2 separate regions of the Homo sapiens genome follow, and region 2 is linked to region 1. Evidence: chromatin loops called from intact Hi-C (ENCODE). Cell type or tissue: PC-9. All regions are shown on one strand.

What was found. Hi-C counts contacts between places; a loop is a spot of excess contacts. Peaks named below come from ENCODE experiments on the same cell type or tissue, not always from the same donor. Only the 100,000 strongest peaks of a DNase experiment are listed, where the experiment ranks them.
Region 2: it touches region 1 in a loop (13-fold over the local background); 46 of 110 quality-filtered maps call a loop at or near these places.

The regions. Positions count from the first base shown.
Region 1 is chrX:9,704,710-9,712,709 of GRCh38, reverse strand. TBL1X (transducin beta like 1 X-linked) reads right to left here. Exons shown (of 18, transcript NM_005647.4): 13 at 7,596-7,717; 14 at 3,388-3,462; 15 at 2,950-3,077; 16 at 934-1,099. Among named protein-coding and RNA genes, the nearest start is that of GPR143, 57 kb to the left of the region's middle. RefSeq lists enhancers at 3,637-4,293, 4,294-4,951. In PC-9, CTCF peaks have their summits at 3,314 and 3,516 (motif pointing right); a DNase peak (open chromatin) is centred at 3,679; H3K27ac peaks cover 412 bases.
Region 2 is chrX:8,815,200-8,823,199 of GRCh38, reverse strand. No RefSeq gene overlaps it. Among named protein-coding and RNA genes, the nearest start is that of FAM9A, 18 kb to the right of the region's middle. In PC-9, CTCF peaks have their summits at 3,823 (motif pointing left), 6,001, 6,205 (motif pointing left), 7,556 (motif pointing right) and 2 weaker places; no DNase peak of the experiment used is centred here.

The sequences.
Region 1 (8,000 bases):
CTGCTAAAAGGACAACCCAATATTGACATACCTTATGTCCTCAAACAGAACCTACTTTGATTTGAAAAATTGAGGCTAGGCACGGTGGCTCACACCTGTAATCCCAGCACTTTGGGAGGCAAAAGTGGGCGGATCACCTGAGGTCAGGAGTTCAAGACCATCCTGGCCAACATGTGAAACCCTGTCTCTACTAAAAATACAAAAATAAGCTGGGCATGATGGCGGGTGCCTGTAATTCCAGCTATTCAGGAGGCTGAGGCAGGAGACTTGCTTGAATCTGGGAGGCAGAGGTTGCAGTGAGCCAAGATCGCGCCACTGCACTCCAGCCTGGGTGACAGAGTGAGACTCCGTCTCAAAAACAAAAACAAAAACAAAAAACAACAACAACAAAACAAAACAGAAAAGAAAAATTGAAGTGGCATGACAACAGCAAGAGCACATTCCTTCCCACTCCCTGGTCTGCTCCGTAAGGGAGCTGCAGGAGCTGGTGTGGCCTTGACCCCGTTAGCTGGTCCCCCACTCCCACCTTCTAACCTCAGTATCTAGAGAGCAGCACTTCGGTGATAACTGCTAAGAAGAGGAAGAGGCAGGTGGAAGGTTTCGTGCCATGGACTCAGAAAAGTGAACAGAAGACAGCGGCTCCTTCAAGGAAGAACGTGTGCCAAGGTGAGGGTTTGGAATCAAATGGCCAAGAGCCATGATTACGGTGGACACGACGCCCTTCCTCAGGGAGGGGAGCTGCCGGAGGTGTCTGGTGGGGGAAGAGCTGACAGCCCACGTGGGGTGCACGTGGACAGCATCCACTGGGTCTGCCCGGGGAGCCTGAGCTTGCTCAACTCCCTCCGGGGCACTGCTCTGAGCCAAGGGCACTGGAGTCGTGGCTATTTGGGCATCCCTTACTAAAAGGATTTGGTGTAGGGGTCGGGAGCTTACCTGAGTATTCCAGATATGGACGCACTTGTCGAAGGATCCACTGGCCAAGTACTTCCCATCAGGGCTGAAAGCTACGCTATAGACAGGCTCCTGATGCTTCGTGAGCGTGTGGGTGCAGACGCCTCGTTCTATGTCCCACAGTCGCACCGTAGAATCAAACGAAGCACTAGCAAGGTGGGAGAGAAAGCAAAATCACATACACACGGTGGTTTCAAACAGTTCTCCATAATGTGTATCAGATCTCCAGGAGTTGTTTTTCCCAGCTTTTACGTTTCAAAAGATAATAACTAAAAAGCTTTTTGTCTTCTAAACTGTAACTACTTACAAGTATTAAAAACAAAGCCATAGTCATTAAACAGAAAAAAAGCTTTAATGGTCTTATTAGGGAAACAATTTGATATCTACATTTGTTTCTGCACCTTTTTTTTTTTTTTTGAGATGGGGTCTTACTGTGTTGCCCAGGCTGGAGTGCAGTGGCGTGATCATGACTCACTGCAGCCTCGAACTCCTGGGCTCAAGTGATCCTCCCGCCTCAGCCTCAGCAGAGAAGCTGCAACCATAGGTCCACACCCGGCTAATTTTTATTTTTTTATTTTTTGTAGAGACGGGGTTTCACTGTGTTGCCCAGGCTGGTCTTGAACCTCTGGGCTCAAGAGATCCTCCTGCCTCACCCTACCAAACTGTTGGGATTACAGGTGTAAGCCACTGCGCCCAGCCCTGTTTCTATGTTTCCTATAGACGTAAATGGTAAATATTTTTGTAGAATATTTATCAAGTTTCCTAAAATGCCCCTACAATTTAAAACATGACATCTATTATTACCAACTAAATTAATACAGACAGCCATATTTGGAAAAATAGCAAATTAAGTGAATAAACATTTAAAAAACTTTTTAGGCCAGGTACAGTAGATCATGCCTGTAATCCTAGTACTTTGGGAGGCCAAGGTGGGAGGATCACTTGAAGCCAGGAGTTCAAGACCAGCCTGGGTAACATAGGGAGACCCTGTCTCTAAATAGAAAATAAATTTTAATCAAACAAGAATTAAAATACAATCACATCCACATACGTAATCACATTATTGAAAGCTGCAAATTTTAGTTATTTTCAAACTTAGAACAGTAATATCTATCACAAAGCTATTGTCTGGCTTGCTTTCTTTCAACAGGGACCCATTAGGTACCGGGATGCCCCTTTTATACTTGCTGACTAAAAGGATAATTTATGCTCCTAATAGTACCACGCGACGCAAAAGCACCTTCTGAGTCATCACAAAACAACTCGAGTGTGTAGTACTATATCACACTATATCACAGTACTTTAAGTGGATTTTATGACAATTACTTGAAATATGAGAATTACGGCCTATGTGTTCTTTGTTTTTTTGGTTCCGTCTCTCAGTGGATGCAGGAATTCCATCCTGTCCTCTCTAAGAGATGACCTTAATTCGAGCACCGTCAACAGGAGTTGGTGCTGCCTGGCTTGCTGTCCCTCAACTGTGGCTCTGCAGTCATGTTGGGTGGTTTTTTTTCTTCTTCTGTTTTTTTTTTTTTTTTTTTTGAGACATGGTCTTGCTCTGTCACCCAGGCTGGAGTGCAGTGGTGTGATCACCGCGCACTGCAGCCTCAATCTCCTGGGCTCAAGCCATCCTCCTGCCTCAGCCTCCTGAGTAGCTGGGACTACAGGCACACGTCACCACGCCTGGCTAAGTTTTTGTAGAGATGGGGTTTCACCATGTTGCCCAGGCTGATGTTGAACTCTTGGGCTCAAGCCATCGTCCTGCCTTGGCCTCCCAGGGTGCTGAGATTATAGGCGTAAGCCACTGTGCCTGACTCAAAACCATCCTTACCTCAAAGGCAGGTGTTACTCGGTAATTCTATCCTGGCCCCTTCAAAGTGAGCTACCGCTTTGCTTCCTCTGAAGGGCTTCAACACACGTGCATGGACGCGCTTTAGCAGAATTTCCTGTTGTCTTTGTGTAACACCGAGCTGTGCCAGCTGTGTTGCCTGCCCTTACCTTGCCAACATGATGTTGGAGTTTGGGTTGCTGGTGGCGGGCCCAGTGGGGCTCCACTTGATGGTGTAGATCTCTTTATTGTGAGCCTGAAGATCATGGATGCACACCTCCTGTTTCATGCTCCAGATCTACAGAACACACCAGACACAACATGAGCAAAAGCCATTCCTGCATCCGGGAACGATGTGGAATCATTCCTCCCGGGGGTGCACACGGGGCCCAGGGCAGGGTGGAGGGTGCACAGTGGTGAGAAAGGCTGCAGGGAGGCTGCGATTCTCAGTGGGACTATGACTGAGAAATCGTAGCTCACCGGATGACAGAGGAAGGGAGGGTGGTCAGTAATAAATAATCCTCATGTAAGAGTGACCGTGAGACTGGCATCAAGTGCCCGGGGTTGTCTAGGATTAAACAGCCCACCCCTTGCCATGCCGACTCTACCTTCAATGTCATGTCATCCGAGCAGGATGCCAGCAACATTCCAGACGGATCCCATTTGATGGCGTTGACCTCGTTCTGAAAGAGAGCAGAAGAGTGTGAAAAAGACATCAGGGCCTGTGAGTAGATGAGGTCACCTTCCAGCAGGGGGCAGCAGCGCGCCACCGGCGCTGCAGAAGGTCTTCGGCTTCAGCCTGACATCAAAGGGCACAGCCCAACCAGCCATCTAGTTTCCTCTTTTTCTCACTTTGCCTTTTTCATTTATATAAAACCACAGCCCTATACCACACAACACCAGCCACTCTCATCCATACTTCATTAAGAAAAAAACCTTCCCTGCTAGGAAGGAAGGCAAGTGAAGAAATCACATACCATAAAACGCAGCAAATAAAACCAGTAAAACCAGTTACTTTTTAAATTGGCCTTTGAAAATCACTTTCCTATGCACTTTTCTTTTTCAGACAGGGTCTCACTCTGTCTCCCGGGCTGGAGTGCAGTGGCAGGATCACAGGTCCTTGCAGCATGTACCTCTTAAACTCAAGCAATCCTCTTGCCTCACCCTCCCAAGTAGCTGGGACTACAGGCAGGCACCACCATGCCCTTTTTTTTTTTTTTTTTTTTTGGGATTTTTGCCCAAGCTGGTCTTGAACTCTTGGGCTCAAGTGATCCTCCCACCTCGACCTCCCAAAGTGCTGGGATTACAGGCGTGAGCCACCATGCCAGGCCTCTTATGCACTTTTAATGTAACAGTTCCTCCAGTGTCCACACCCATTAGAAGGTATTTCTCTCCTGCAGGTGAGTGGAGGCGGAGGGAGGGGTAAACATGAGAAGTGAACCCTCACCTATTACGGAGTTCAAGCGGGGTAAGGGCTGATCCAGGTGGAAGATGGGCGACCCAAATGCACACACAGGCAGGCACACATGTGCAACACAAGTGAGAGGCAAATGCTGAGTGGCACAAACACACATGACACAGGCAAAATCCTGGCTGGGGGCTCGTGATCGGCACAGCCAGGTAGCGAAAAGCACAGGCTCAGGACACCTGGGGACCACGAGGCTAAACCCTGGAGGATAAAGGTGAATGAATGTACCCAGGGGCCAAGGGAGACGGGGACACTACCGGGACAGGCATGTGTAAAAGAACCACCTGTGGCAAAGGTTCAGCTGGGGAACAGCCTACCCAGGAGAAATGAGGGGACATGGCGTACCAGCTTGGGGCTCCCTCAGGGGTGACTATAGGGCCCCATATGTCCAGTCCAGTCCCACCATGTGACACCTGCTGTCCCGGCCTAACAATTAACTAATGACACACTCATAATGAATTTTCTAAATTTCATACTCCTAAGGGCTCCGGTTTGGATTAACTGTATGGTCAGGTTGCTTTCTAAGAACATGGAGTTTTGAAGGGTGTGAACTGGACAGTGACAAGGCCACATCTGTGTTCCATGAGGCACACGTGGCCCAGGAAAGGGAGGAGGAAGAAGTTTCGCGGCCCAGGGGCAGGCTGCTGCGAGAGCCCGGGAGGGTGGAGGGGGCCGACTGGAGAGGGGGCTGAGGGTTGTGAGTGTGCACACGCATGGGTGTCTATGAGTGTGAATGTGTATGCAAGGCCAGCAAGGGTGGCTCTGACTGCAGCTGTTCAGAGGAAAACTCATGGGCCCAGGAATGTAGAGCTGGTCACCACTGGCTGTCCCTAGCCAAGCCCATGCAAAGGAACAAATAACTTCCTGGGAGCGGATCCCTAGCTCTGCAATGCAAGCCCCGGTTCCTGGGCCGCCTCCAGAGCCGGCTCATGGGTCTCCACTCAACCCCACTGAGCTGGAGCTTTGTTCAGGGCCATCAGCCACATTAAGACCCACTTAAAGGGCCAAGGCCTGTGCTGGTGGCAAGGTCCTGGGCAGGACACCTGGGAACTGCAGATAGTGTGTACAGCTCTATTAAAAACTTGTGGATAGTCCAGGGTTAGAGGAGAAATAAGTTTAGACCGGGAGAAGAGAGTCAGTTTGGAGCCAAACAGATGTTAACAGGACGATAGGTGCCTGTGCTCTAAAAGCGCCTTCCTTTGGGACAGGGACCCCTGGGCCAGGGGTGGGGAGAGGTGGGCATTAGGGGAATCAGGACAAGGGAATTTACATCAGTTAAGTTAGTGGCACAATGGCAAATCTCCAGGGACTGTGACCATCCTCTCCTGCTTTAACAAGGGACCCCCACCCTGCCCCACCACAGAGATATCCTGGGTGCTGGTGAGAGAAAGGCAAGATGCCATGGTCCCAGCATTGATGCACTCTGCGTTTTCTGGGAGAGGCAGACACGCAGGCCAGCAGCTACTGCCAGGGCTGTGGCATTCATGTGGGCAGTAGGAGCTCAGGGGGTGCCGTGAATCCTCCCCAGGGCGTGCAGAGGATACGTGAATGGGCCTGGAGACTGGGGAGGATTCTGTTTTGGACCGAGAGCTGCTGTGGGGGTCTAAGGCAGGGAGCATTCCAGGCAGGGCTCAGCGCGGGGCAAGGTGCTTGGCTGCACGTGTCTTTAGGAGGACAGAGGCACAGGGAATTTTTGGACACTAGCCCAGGAGGTCGAGGCTAGTAAATGGGTTTACCAGCAGACTGGAGATTGCAGAAGGTTAGAGACCATAGAAATTGGCTAATCTGAGGGAGATTTGGTGAAAGACCGGGAAGCGCCTCAGAGGCCAAACTAAGGAATTTGCTAAGTCAGCTGTTGTTCCCATTGTTGTTCCCTGGTATATAATGGATTTGTCAGCCTCTGCTTGCCTTTAGGATTTTCTCTGTCATTGATTCTGGTGTTTGATGGCCATATGCCTAGGTGGATATGGTCTGTTCTGTTTGTGTGGTTCTGTTTATATTTGTTCTGCTTGAAATTTGCTGAGCTTCTTGGATTAAATGTTGATGTTTTCCACCAAATTTAGGAAAACTTGGCTGTTACTGCCTCAAATGATTTTTCTGTTCCATTCTTTCTTCTCTCCCCATCACGCATATAGGTTTAGGGTCTCTGATATTGTTCCATAAGCCATTAAGCCTTTATGCATTTTTTCGATCTTTTATCTGTTCTTCAAATTGGCCAATTTCTATGCTCTCTAACCTTACTTCCGCAATCTCCCATCTGCTGGTAAATCCACGGATGTGGTTTAGGATCGGTGTCCCCACCCAAATCTCAGGTGGAACTGTCATCCCTGATGCAGAGGTGGGGCCTCGTGGGAGGTGTCCGGATCATGGGGGCAGATCCCTCGTGGCTTGCTGTCTTCGTGAGTTTTTGTCCTTTAAAAGTATGTGACACCCCCCCCACTCCTCCCACCTCTTGCCCCTGCTCTGGCCATGTGAGGTGCCTGCTCCTGCTTCACCTCCTGCCATGGTTGGAAGCCTCCTGAAGCCTCCCCAGAAGCAGATGCTGCCATGCTTCCTGTATAGCCTAAGGAACTGTGAGCCAGTTAAACCTCCTGTCTTATCAATTACCCAGTCTCAGGTATTTCTTTAGAGCAATGAGAGAATTGAGAACTGCCTAATACACCCACCTATTAAGACTTTCATTTCAGACATTATATTTCTCAGTTCTCAATTTCTTTTCTTTTTTTTTTTTTTTTTTTTAAAGAGACAAGGTCTTGCTCTGTTGCCTAGGCTGGAGTGCAGTGGTGCTACTGTAACTCACTGCAGCCTTCAGCTCCTGGGATGTGACTACAGGTGTGCATCACCATACGCAGCTACTTTTTAAAATTTTTTGTAGAGACAGAGTCTTGCTATGTTGCTCAGGCTGGCCTCAAACTCCTGGCCTCAAGCAATCCTCTGGCCTCAGACTCCCAAAGTGCTGGGATTATAGGCATAAGCCACCACACTTAGTCTCCATTTGTTTTTTAATGATTTTTTTTTCTATTCACTGCAGATGTGCCCCGTCTATTCATTTATTGTGAGCATCCTTTCCTTGATGTCCTCTACATGTTTCTCATGGCTACCTTAAAGGCTTTGTTGCCAAATCCACCATCTAGGTCATTTCTGAGTGAACTGTTCTCACTGCCAACCCCAAACTGAGTCAATCCAACCACCATGGTTACCATGGGGTAACCATGACAGCTCAAATAGCCAAGGGGCACATTAGAGCTGGTCTGCTGCTGCAGTAGCTTTTAATTCTAGGCACACAAGAATCGGCTCCCACATCACATTCTCACAAACTCGAGACCAGTGACAAGAGCTCTCACTTACTGTGTGTCCCTGGAAGGTTTTGACTGGGCGGTCACAGCCGAGCCTGCACACATGGATACACATGTCTGTGCTACAGGAGGCAAAGGTCGTGTTGTTCTGCCAGTCCACATCAAGGGCAGGGGCTGCAGTAGGGAGGGAGGACATCTGGAGTTACTCACTGTTGCACAGCTCCATGGATTTACAACAATGAACAGCACAATCAAGAAGCCTCTTTAGTTTACTTATTTATTTATTCTAGAGACAGGGCCTGCTCTGTCACCCAGGCTGGAGTGTAGTGGTGCGATCATGGCTCAACGCAGCCTAGAATTCCTGGGCTCAAGGGATCCACCCACCTCAGCCTTCTGAATAGCGCATGCCATCACGCCTAGCTAATTTAAATTTTTTTTTTTTTTTGCAGAGACGAGT
Region 2 (8,000 bases), 890 kb after region 1:
GGTCAGGAGTTCGAGACCAGCCTGGTCCACATGGTGAAACCCTGTCTCTGCTAAAAATCCAAAAATTAGCAGGGCATGGCGCTGTGTGCCTGTAATCCCAGCTACTTGGGAGGCTGAAGTGGGAGAATCGCTTGAACCTGGGAAGCAGAGGTTGCATGAAACAGAGATTGTGCCACTGCATGCCAGCCTGGGCGACAGAGCAAGACTCTGTCACAAAAATAAATAAATAAATAAATAAATAAAATGCTCCACTAAAGGAAAACTAGATGGGTAGGACATATGAAAAATGTTGATGCTGAATGCACTGGGCAGAGTACCAGGAGGTTTGTTACCCTGTCCTTTCTATGTGGGGCTAGGTTTGAGAATTTCCGTAACAATACAGTTTCTTTAAAAAATATGTTTCCACTTTTAATAATGGCTTGCACTTGTTTCTGAATTCTAAGATCATGTTTTCTCCATTTTATCATCCTCTGGTGATGAAGGGAAGAGTGGGAATCAAATGTGAGACAAAATAAGAAGGAATCTCCAGGAATTTTTGGGAATGACGCAGACCACACAGTTTGTTATGGTGAGAACTTCTTGCAAAGATGCATGAAAGTGAAGAAACATCCTTCTAGTTGCACTGTATGTTTTCAAACTGGAGACATGATGCCAGTAATTTATTTAAAGGCTAGACAATGGCAAACTCAAGAAAGAGCTTATTTACAGAGAACATTATTTGAATCTGAGACTTGGTATAGGCTCACGTTGGAATTACATGGCCGATACGCTTATACAGCATCTTTTTCCAAGGAATACTATCAACAGCAAATTAATTCTGTGCTGCTAAACCTGAAGTAGGCAGCAAACAGACATTTTCTGAGACACTGAACTGGAACTTTCCAGTTCAAATGGCAGTTTAATGGCACAATTCGGAAGGGAAACAGAGACCCCTGTCACGTAATCTAATATTTGGCAATGTTTAGACAAATGTTTGGGCAACTTTCAGGTCAATGTTTGACAAGTGTTTAGGTGATTCATTCTAAAGGAGGCTGTCAAATGCCAGGTTGCCAGTATCATGCTAACGAAGTCAAATAAAATGGTGTCAGGAGTTACAGTCCGCCCCAAATATTTTTACTCTCTTATTGTATATACATTGACACTGTATTGATTTCGATAAATCCTTTAAGATGTACTTAAATAAAGAGAATGGGAAGCGGCCAAGGGAAAATAGCAAAGGTACCTGAAAGCTACAGAAGTCAAATAGGAAGGAGAGGGAAGTCTGGAGGAGACATCCATTGCCTGCAGCCCAGGGCCAGAGTTTCCTTGCGGTAAGTACATGATGCCTTGTCCAGAATTAGGGTCTCAGAGAGGCCATCAGTTCTCCACTCAGTCCTGCAAGCAGTTCCTGAAGTTCTCAATAGCAGAAGCAGAAAGGACTGGCTGGGCCCTCTGGTCTCTGCAGAACAATCTCATAACTCAGTCATTATAGGCTGTGTGTACTCACGAGCATGTGCTCTATATGTGCTCATCCAAAAATCCACACACTAACTAGGACACCAAAACTATCTCAGGTGCAGGAAACCACAAAACATCACCTAAGAACCAAGTAGCAGCAGAGGGGAGTGATGTGGGCTTTTTATCTGAAGCTCCTAACAGTGCCGTGGGTGAGAAAGTGCTGGGATTCTGGGTCATTGATTGGAAGCAGCCAGCTTGGCTTTATTTGACTGACTCTAGACTCCTTGAGAGTCTGATAAAAGGGATAAAATATGACCCTTTGTCTAGGATGGCATTTGGGTGAGTGCCGCTGAGATCTGCCTTGTGGGAGCTCAGCAAACAAGTCTGCATTTAAAGGAACATACCATGTGTTCCAAAGGCTGGAGGAGTCGGCTCTGCCTGCTGAAGGCCAGTTTTGGGGTTTAAATATCTGCAGCGCCATCACCAGGGCATTCTGAGACATACATGATCTTTGGAGTTAGTGTCAAGAATTGGGAAGAGACTTACATGGAGGGAACACTTAATCTGAGATCCTGATGACGATGATAATGGTGATGGTGATGATGATGATGATGGTGGTAATGATGGTAATGATGGGATGATGACAATGGTGATGGTGATGATGATGATGATGATGATGATGATGGTGATGGTGATGGTGATGATGGTGATGACAAAGACTAGAAGAAATCAGTGCCTGTAAATTCCACGCCAATACTCCATTCTGAACACCCCAAATAAATAGGGAACTCAAAGCCTAACCAACCCATCTGTCCAAATGAATTGAGAATGTGCTCCAGGGACAGTGAAAGGATGCAGGTTTGAAGCCTGAGTAGGATGGAGAAGCCCAGAAAAGGAGAGTGAATGTATTGGATTATGGTCTCATCTTTTCAGGGCCCCTGACTGCTGCAGTGGGGTGTGCCTTCTACAAAACTTCTCTGCTCAGCTGGTATTTGTGTTTCTTCTAACAAGGAAAGATTTGTCCAGGGTAGCCTGGAGCATTACCGAGTGCATGGACCAAGGGAAGAGACAGACCTTTGCTGAAACCCCCAGAATCTACACTTTGCTTGTTCTGGGACCTAAATCACAAAACTTCGTAGTCAAATCCTCTGTTTTTGGATTGTCAGATAAGCACAATGGAATAAAATGTGTATGTTTGCTTTGTACACGAAATGGGATACAACAGGCATCAATATATGTGTGCTAAAAGAATACTTTTTTCTTTTATTTAATAGTAATGTATAAAATCTAATCTTGATGAGACTAATAGTCAGTACAAAATTGGCAAAAAAATAAGGTATAATTGGCTTGATATTCCATCTGACGGAGCAGCAAAGCATAGGAAGAGGGGACTTGGGAGCTAGAAAGTTCCTAATTTCCTTAGGGTTGGGCTTCTTCTTGAATGATTCATACACCACATCCTCATTTTAAGATAATCTTAATTAACAAGCAATAATAACTAATCAATGATTTTTTAATAAGCACCTACTATGCTTCATATGTGCAAGATTAGGCAATTTCATGCTGGCTTCCTCTTTTACTACTGAGAACCAAGTGGGTGAAATTATACCTTTTCTTAGAAAAGAAGCAATTGAATGAGGCACTGAGGGTTTTTTAAAGAGCCTATAAAGTTTCTACAACTTCAAAGTAACAGACCTCACTGGCTTCACAGATACAAACTTTTTCAGATTAATTCTGAAAAGTTAACTAAGTGTATTTTTGCAACGAATTATGGAGTATATATGAAAAGAAAATTTGTTTTCCTTTCTTAAACGTGTATGTACATTTTTCATGTAATATGTATATGACTACATGTCCTTATGTATATATTAGTCATTCATGTAAGTATATTAGGCTCAGGTAAAGCTACATAGTTTTTTATTTAAATAAAGAAAGCCTTTAAATTGAGCCATAATTTGCTGATATTATATGCTAGTTTGGCAATTTCGCCAAATTTTGCTCATTTTTTCTTTTCATTGTTTGTCAATATTTATATGGGTTACCTACCTATGTGTTGCTGCTTCAGTAAATAAGAAAAATAATAATAATTGTGAACTGTTTTTTAAGTGAACTATATGGGAAAAATGAGTCACATATCTCAAGTATAAAGATAAATTTCTGATGTAAATATCTGTGTCTATTGTCAATACTGATTTTAAAGTCTCCCTGCCCGACATTGGTCACTATAGAAACACTGTTTTTTGTCTACTTGTGTATATACATATATATATACAAATATATTATATATATGTATATATATATATACACACACACACACGTGTGTGTGTGTGTGTGTGTGTGTGTGTGTGTGTGTGTGTGATCTAGAACATGGAAATACTGCCATCTGGTGTTATATCTTAAACATTATTCAACTGCCCTTGAGAAAATTTGAAATAAATCTTCAGATTTCTAGCCCTCGGGTTTTGCTAAGCAGGGAAAGCTCTTAGTCTCAGATAAATGTGTTCTTTTGTTTCTCAAAGGAAGAGGATTCTAAATACCGTATATGTTACATTCAATTAATGAATATTTGAATTAAGAATCCAACAAAGCAGTTACAAGATCATTTCTCTTCATACAAAAGGATCCTTCTTTAAGTCTGACACTGCAAAATTTTTTTTGCTTTGATCTCATTGCACGAAAATGTTATTCAGTTAGCCCAACAATTTTGAAATTATTATTTAAAAGCTTTTAATATCATGAATGACTATTTGCATTTGTAAAGTTGGTGTTCAAAATGCTTTTCAGCTACAAGAGACAGAAAAGGGCTTATGGCCTTCAAAAGGGAAGGGATTTATCACCCATGTGTCTGCAGGCCCCTATGGCTAAAGCAGGAACCTGAATTGCCTGAGAGTCCATTTTAAGGGAATTGGATCAACCCTGTACAACCATCATCAGGGCAGTCTGGCACATGCATGGTCTTTGGAGTTAGTGTCAGAAATTGAGAAGAAACTTACAGGGAGGAAACGCTTAATCTGAGATCTTGATGATGATGATGATGATGGTGATGATGATGATGATGACGATGATGGTGATGACAAGGGCTAGAAGAAATCAGTGCCTGTAAATTCCACGCCAATACTCCATTCTGAACACCCCACATAAATAGGGAACTCAAAGCCTAAGCAACCCATCTGTCCAAATGATTTGAAAATATGCTCCAGGGACAGTGAAAAGATGCATGTTTGAAGCCTGAGTAGGATGGAGAAACCCAGAAGAGGAGCGGGAGTGTATTGGATTATGGTCGCTTTTTTTCAGGGCCCCTGACTGCTGTCATGGTGTGTGCCTTCTACAAAACTTCTCTGCTCTGCTGGTGTTTGTGTTTCTTCTAACAAGGAAAGATTTGTCCAGGGTAGCCTGGAGCATTACTGAGTGCATGGACCAAGGGAAGAGACAGACCTTTGCTGAAACCCCCAGAATCTACACTTTATTTGCTCTGGGACCTAAGTCACAAAACTTCCTAGTCGAATCCTCTGTTTTTGGATTGTCAGATGAGCACAGTGGAATAAAATGTATATGTTTGCCTTGTAAACTAAATGGGATACAACAGGCATCAATATATATGTGTTAAAAGAAAACTTTCTTTTAAGTTAATAGTAATGTATTTTTCTTTTAAGTTAATAGTAATGTATAAAATCTAATCTTGATGAGAGTAATAGTGGGTACAAAATTGGCAAAAAAAAAAAAAAAACCCCACGGTGTAATTGGCTTGATATTCCACCTGACGGAGCAGCAAAGCATAGGAAGAGGGGACTTGGGAGCTAGAAAATTCCTAATTTCCTTAGGGTTGGTCTTCTTCTTGAGTGATTCATACACCACATCCTCATTTTAAAGATAATCCTAATTAACAAGCAATAATAACTAATCAATGATTATTGTTTTAATAAACACCTATTATGCTTAATATGTGCTAGATTAGGCAATTTCATGCTGGTTTCCTCTTTTAGTACTGAGAACCAGGTGGGTGAATAATTCCTTTTCTTAGAAAGGAAGCAATTGAATAAGATATTGAGGTTTTTTGTTTTTTTTTTTTAAGAGCCTATAAAGTTTATGCAACTTCAAAGTAACAGATCTCACTGGCTTCACAGATACAAACTTTTTCAGGTTAATTCTGAAAAGTTAACTAATTGTATTTTTGCAACCAACTATGGAATATACGTGAAAAGAAAAATTGTTTTCCTCTCTTTAACGTGTATGTACATTTTTCATGTAATTTGTATATGACTACATCTCCTTATCTATATATTAGTCTTTCATGTAAGTATATTAGGCTCAGGTAAAGCTACACAGTTTGTTGTTTAAAGAAAGAAAACCTTTAAATTAAGCCATAATTTGCTGATATTATATGCTAGCTTGGCAATTTCGGTAATTTTTTCCCTCATTTTTCTTTTCATTGTTTGTCAATATTTATATGGATTACCTACCTATGTGTTGCTGCCTTAGTAAATAAGAAAAAAAATAATAATTATAAACTGTTTTTAAGTGAACTATATGGGAAAAATGAGTCACATATCTCAAGTGTAAAGAGAAATTTCTGATGTAAATATCTGTGCCTATTGTCATACTGATTTTAAAGTCTGCCTGCCCGATATTGGTCACTATAGAAACACCGTTTTTTGTCTACTTGTATATAGATATATATATGTCTCTGTATGTGTGCGTGCGTGTGTGTGTGTGTGTGTGTGTGTGTGTGTGTGTGTATGTGTGTGTGTATGCCCTAGAACATGGAAATACTGCCATCTGGTGTTGTATATCTTATACATTATTCAACTGCCCTTAAGAAAATTTGAAATAAATCTTCAGATTTCTAGCCCTTGGGTTTTGTTAAGTAGGGAAAGCTCTTAGTCTCAGATAAATGACCTCTTTTCTTTCTCAAAGGAAGAGGATTATGAACTGTATATGTTAAATTCACTTAATGAATATTTAAATTAAGAATCCAACAAAGCAGTTATAGGATCATTTCTCTTCGTACAAAAGGATCCTTCTTTGAGTCTGACAATGCAAAAATCTTTTTGCTTTGATATCATTGCATGAAAATGTTATTCAGTTAACCCAATAATTTTGTAATTATTATTTAAAAGCTTTTAATATCATGATGACTATTTGGATTTGTAAAGTTGATGTTCAAAATGCTTTTAGGCTACAAGAGACAGAAAGGGGCTTATGACCTTCAAAAGGGAAGGGATTTATCACCCACTTGTCTGCAGGCCCCTATGGCTAAAGGGGGAACCTTAATTAACTTCCTGAGAGCTCGATTTTAGGGAATTGGATCAGCTCTGTACAACAGTGGTATTCAAACATTTTTACCTGAATACTCTCTAAAAGAATCTTGCCAACCTGTGCATCTCCCGGCACATTTTAGTTACATCTACAATTTGACATCATAATTTTAACTAGATGGAAAGAATGAAATTTCTGGCATATTCCAAATGTAAATATTTAAAGACAGAGCTGCAACATCACGCTTTTAAACTTTTCCGATGTAAGCTAATTATCATAACAGTTTGACACCTGTTATAGTTAATTAAAATCCCTAAAAATGCTCTTCTTTAACAGGGGAGAATTTTCAATCATTTGTTTTTTTCCTTGGGGTTTAATTTCTATTCTGCTCTCCTCAGACAATTTTATCTTAAAGTTATATTATTTGATATTTGAAAATCTTTTATTGATAACTTATTTTACTTACCTAAAACAAAACTGCATCAAATTGTAAATATTTACTTTTCAAAAATTCTTGCAACCACAAGACTCTAAGAGTTTAAAAACTTTCCTGTAGCTTGTGTTATTAATACATTTATTATTATCACATAGTTAATCAAAACAACATAAGATACAGCATTTAAAATATAAGTATATATGATTAAAACATAAACATTGATCATTTTTCAATAAAATTCATTGACATGAATCTCTTAATGGGATCAGTGGAGGTTTCCTCCATTTTTCTGTTATTATTTATTTACATATTCATATATAATGGTCTCTCACCTTTGGCACTATTGACATTGGGGGCTGGATAATTCCTGGAGGGGAGGGAGGACTGTCCTGTGTATTCATTGTAGGATGTTTTGCTGCATTCCTGGCTTCTACCACTAGATGTCAGTAGTATATTCCTAGTTGTGGTGACCAAAAGTACCTCCACACTGCCAAATCTTCCCTGAACAATCCCCCTCCTCATGAGAACCACTATTGACCATTCCTTCAATTTGGAGAACACAAAGATTTGGAAACACTGAATTTCAAAGGGATTTATTACTCATTACTATGAGTATTAATTTTACATGTTAATCTTTCCTATAGAGGGATTTTTTTATTCCAATAAACACAGGGTTGAGAACAATTGTAATATTGTTGAATTATAATAAGCCTTTCCCAAGGTGATATTTTTTAAAATAAAAATCTACTTTATGCATGTTTTTGTCAAAATCTTAGATCTATGTGCAAGGCTTTCCAATATATGGGAAATTTCAAATTAGTCCTCTTTTCAGTTAGCAAATCAGTCCTCTTTTCGAAGTACTCAGGCCAGG